2 separate regions of the Homo sapiens genome follow, and region 2 is linked to region 1. Evidence: read pairs that join two places in POLR2A ChIA-PET (ENCODE). Cell type or tissue: K562. All regions are shown on one strand.

Region 1 (2,500 bases):
GCAGGCGGCTGGGAGGTGGAGGTTGTAGCGAGCCGAGATCACGCCACTGCACTCCAGCCTGGGCACCATTGAGCACTGAGTGAACGCGACTCTGCCTGCCATCCCGGCACCTCGGGAGGCCAAGGCTGGTGGATCACTCGCGGTTAGGAGCTGGAGACCAGCCCGGCCAACACAGCGAAACCCCGTCTCCACCAAAAAAATACGAAAACCAGTCAGGCGTGGCGGCGCGTGCCTGCAATCGCAGGCACTCGGCAGGCTGAGGCAGGAGAATCAGGCAGGGAGGTTGCAGTGAGCCGAGATGGCAGCAGTACAGTCCAGCTTTGGCTCGGCATCAGGGGGAGACCGTGGAAAGAGAGGGAGAGGGAGACCATGAGGAGAGGGAGAGGGAGAGGGAGAGGGAGAGGGAGAGGGAGAGGGAGGAGGGAGAGGGAGAGGAGGGAGAGGGAGAGGAGGGAGAGGGAGAGGAGGGAGCCTCCTTCCTTTTAACCTTGCCCTTTTCACCTTTCACTCTCACTTCTTTTTCTACTTACCTTTCCCCACTGCCACCCCACGCACCTCCTCTCTCTCAACCCCCCTTTCTCCTCCTGTCCTATATTTTTCACCCTTCTTCCTCTCCCACTCTTTCCATTTGACAATCTATTAATATTGCCTGCTCTTTCTCTTCTGACCTCCCTTTTTCTATCTCCCTCCCTCGGAACGTCTCTGTTCCGTGTCTTCAGCCATGGCTGACACTGAAGCTCCTTAAGCCAGGACACCACATTCTCTACCCCACAGCAGAGGCCCAGGATAGTGCACTCAGAGGAGAGGTGGCTCTTTCTTTGGTGTTTTTCCTCGCTCTGAGGGGACACATTGCTGAGCCCCAGAAGGACACAGGAGGAGGCTGGCGTGGAATTGGGAGTGAGGTAGGCATGGGATTCTTCTTTGAGGCCTTCAAAGGGTGGTTTCTGTATTTAATTTGAAGAGTCATCAACCCCCAAGACACCTGCCAAAACGCATTCCAAAGGCAGGTAGAGATTGTCTACTGCACTGCCAAAGTGAAGACGGAGTTCACTGCTCCAGAAGAAAATCACACCCTTCTCAACTGCCTGCTCCCTTATGCCCCCTAGTTCCTGAACCCACTTTCATAAAATGCCGCCAAACTGTCTAGGTCTTGACTGAGTCCTGCCCTAGCTCACACTCAGAGGGCAACCCTGGACTCGGGGGGCTCAGGAAACAGGTGCCTCCCTCCCACAATGAATCCAAGGAACCGCCCTGCCCTCTGCTCCTGAGCTCTGGTTCTGGACTCCAGGAGCCCAACATGCTCACTGAGGCCCTCCTCTGGCCTGGACATGGCGGGGAGACTCTGCTGTGTCCACTGCTGCAGTGACCCCTGCCCTCCGGTGCAGCTCACTGTCTCCCTCACCCCCTCTAGTGGGAATCTGCTCTCTGGTGGGGCCTCTGAGTGTCTCCATCAACATTCACACCATCCTGGGCCCCCTCTGTGGACTCAGTCCAGGGAAGAGTGTGGTCTTCTTCCCCTGACACCCTGCAATTGGACCCCCTCACCCAACCTTCTGCCTCCCATTGTGGCCTGTGGTCTCGCCTTGCACCCCTCCTCCTCCACTACTCTGGGGCCCACAGTCAGGACTATGAAAAAGGGGACAGGGAGTGTGAAATGTCACAATGAGACTGAGAATTTCTGAGGCTCAGGAAACCTTTGAGTTCCAGTCTCCTAATCCACAGGTTGGAAGGCTGACGGACAGGGACAACAGAACATTTATGGGCAGCAGATTCCCAATTCCTCACCTGGGCTTCCCTGCTGTGGAGCAGCATGGCAGGGTGAAGTCAAAAGGAACAGGATGGACTCCCAGCTGATCAGCCACAAGCTGTGTGACTTGGGGATGTTGCTCTTAACTGCTGTGCTTCCCATTTTCCTGTCTGTGGCATAGTAACTATCTCATTGTGTGGTCAGAGAATTAAATGAGACCATGGATGTAAAGAGTACGGAGTGGTCCCAACACACAATAAATGCCCAATAAATGTTTATTATTGTTATTATTATTATTATTGGTTTGATTTTGACCTGGTGATAAGTCTCAGTGTGGAAGGGAAAGGCCATTCGGCCATGGCAAAAGTTTCACTGATGAAATTGATGGAAAAGAGGAGGAAAGAGAGTGAGGCGGGGGCTTCAGACATCTCCAAAGAGCTGTGTCTGCGACCTGAGCTGGAAAGAAAACCTGAATCCCACCTCCACCTGAAAATTCCCAAGGGCAACAACTCTCCCCAGAGACATCCTCAGGCCAAAGCTGGCTCTGTTGACCTCAGGGACACTCAGGCTGGGTTGGGCAAAAGGGGAAAGGAACAGCCACATGGAAGCCGAGACCTGATGCTGAAATCATGCCTTCTGGGGGCCCCAGAAGTGTTGAGGAGAGCGTCCCTTCCTCTGCCCTTCTCAAGCACCAGGCCTCTCCTCTTGAGTTCCCTGCAGCCTTTGTGGACTGATGGGCCCTGTAGAAAAGTG
Region 2 (2,500 bases), 520 kb before region 1:
GAGGTGCTTCAGGAGAGGAGGGCACAGTCCTGGGGGTGGGGTGGGGAGGGCAGCTAGTGCCAGGTGGGGAAGGCTAAGCCTCAGCCACCAGATGAGGAATTTGACCTTTATTCTGAAGGCAACGGGAAGCTCTGGGCTAGGGAGTGACAGGATCAAAGCAGTGTTTGTAGAAGATCAGTCTGGCTGGGCACTGGAGAGGATACCTGAGCGAGCAGGAGAGGTGGTGGGGGGCGGGGGGCAGGGACACACCAGGCAGAGGGACAGTGTGTACATGTCTAGAAGTCTCAGGACAGGCAATTATGTCACCCCCTTCCACTCTGCAGAGGGGGCCTCTCGCACCAGCCTGTCTCCAGGGCAGGTCTCACCAGCCTGCTAGGAGGGAGCTTGAAAGGGAGGTGGGGAATTTCTCAGGGACACAGAGAACATGAGAACACTGCCTCCTTTCTCCTCCTTCCTCCCCTACCTGGGGCCCAGCTCAGAGTAATGGGCCCTGAGGGGGAGAGAAACGCAGCCCTGGAACTGGAACCTGGGTCCCTTTGTTGGTAGGCTCCACCTCCTGTCCTCTAAGATAGAGGGCTGGAAGAGACAAAGAAACTATTAGGCCCCATTAAGAACTGTGCATAAACCCTAGAACTCAGGAACAGAGGGATAATTGAGGTGATAGTATTGCCCAGCCCTGGAGCCCAACTTTCCTTGAAGGGGAAATTTCTGGCCTGGGGCTGGCTGGTAGGAATCTAAAGCCTTAGCCTTTGTGGAGATGAATCATCCTAATCTATCTCTTTGACCCCACCTCCGCCAAAGAGATCCCTTTTGCTCCAATCTCATTCCTGAATGTGCCACACTTCAGGTATCAATGGGGCAAGGCCAGGATGACGGAGGGGGATACCTGCAGGGGAAGAGGTGTTGAGCAGGTTTCTGAAAATGGTGACCATTTCAGACCCTAAATGGCGCCATTCATACCTAAGTGCTGAGTGGTCTCACAGTTTTAGGTATGCTTCGGGGCCCACAGTCTCTCCCAGCCTCCAGCCCTGACTCAGCCTGAGCCCCTGGGAGCCAGAGATAGCTATCCCAGCTATTCAGAGGAAGGAGATAAGGTTTATGGCTCTGGACAGGCTCACCCTGGGGAGACTGTGCATACACACCTCCTCCAGCTGCATTCCTCCCGGTCCTGACCTTGTCTTACTCAGTCTTTTCCTGGAATTACTACAGGAAATAGTGAGCTGTCTGAACGCACCATTTTCAGAAAACTGCCTAGCACCTCCTCCCCTGAAGGTATCCCCTCAATCATCCCGGCCTTGCCCCATTGAGGTCTATACAACATCTTTTTCTTGGCTTCTGGGCAGGCCTGATCCCATCTAGGACCAGTGAGAAGGGGGCCCAGCCCTGTTCCTTTTCCACAGACGCATCCTCCCCATTCCTGGTCACTCATTTCTGCTCCAATGACTCCTTGAATTAGTAAGTCCTTCCTTCAGTCTACCCTTTCACTCCCTTTCGGTGCTTAGTTAAGGAGAGGATGCTCCTCTGTGCGTTGGCTGTTGCCGCAGACCACAGAGTACAGCTGAGGGTCCACTTCACTCCAGGAGCCCTTTAGCTGAGGGGAGGAAGGCAAAAGACAGAAGGAACGGTGAATTCTTAGAGAAGAGTGCATGGTCTTTTCCCATCACAGTAGTGTCCTATACAGTAGTGTCCTATACAAGCAATTATCTTTACAAATTACAATTATCTTTACAATTATCTTTACAAACATTATCATCATATAATTTATTTTATTTTTAAATTTTTATTTATTTTTTTGAGACAGGGTCTGGCTCTGTCGCCCAAGCTGGAATGCAGTGGCCTGTCATAGTTCACTGCAGCCTCAATCTAATTTATTTTACATATGAGAGAACAAAAGCTGAGAGCCCAAATCAAGTATGATTTTTTTTTTTTTTTTTGAGACGGAGTCTCCCTCTGTCGCCCAGGCTGGAGTGCAGTGGCGCAATCTCAGCTCACTGCAAGCTCCGCCTCCCGGGTTCATGCCATTCTCCTGCCTCAGCCTCCCTAGTAGCTGGGACTACAGACGCCCGCCACCATGCCCGCCTAATTTTTTTGTATTTTTAGTAGAGACAGGGTTTCACCGTGTTAGCCAGGATGGTCTCGATTTCCTGACCTTGTGATCTGTCTGCCTCAGCCTCCCAAAGTGCCGGGATTACAGGCATGAGCCACTGCGCCTGGCCTAATGTATGATTTTAAGTATAATGCTTTTGGCCGGGTGTGGTGGGTGGCTCACAACTCGGCTCATGCTGAGGCAGGCGGATCACCTGAGGTCAGGAGTTTGAGGCCAGCCTGGCCAACATGGTAAAACCCCGTCTCTACTGAAAAAATACGAAAATTAGCCAGGCGTGGTGGCGGGCGCCTGTAATCCCAGCTACTCGGGAGGCTGAGGCAGGAGAATCGCTTGAACCCGGGAGGCGGAGGTTGCAGCGAGCAGTGATCATGCCACTGCACTCCAGCCTGGGCG

What was found. ChIA-PET counts read pairs that join two places held together with the same protein. Peaks named below come from ENCODE experiments on the same cell type or tissue, not always from the same donor. Only the 100,000 strongest peaks of a DNase experiment are listed, where the experiment ranks them.
Region 2: POLR2A ChIA-PET joins it to region 1 with 5 read pairs; 1 of 35 experiments calls an interaction of 5 or more read pairs at or near these places.

The regions. Positions count from the first base shown.
Region 1 is chr12:52,406,947-52,409,446 of GRCh38, reverse strand. No RefSeq gene overlaps it. Among named protein-coding and RNA genes, the nearest start is that of KRT82, 1.9 kb to the right of the region's middle. In K562, a CTCF peak has its summit at 1,325; a DNase peak (open chromatin) is centred at 1,356; H3K27me3 peaks cover 1,188 bases.
Region 2 is chr12:52,923,883-52,926,382 of GRCh38, reverse strand. It overlaps a transcript of KRT8 not described here. Among named protein-coding and RNA genes, the nearest start is that of KRT8, 20 kb to the right of the region's middle. In K562, no CTCF peak of the experiment used is centred here; a DNase peak (open chromatin) is centred at 1,122; H3K4me3 peaks cover 371 bases.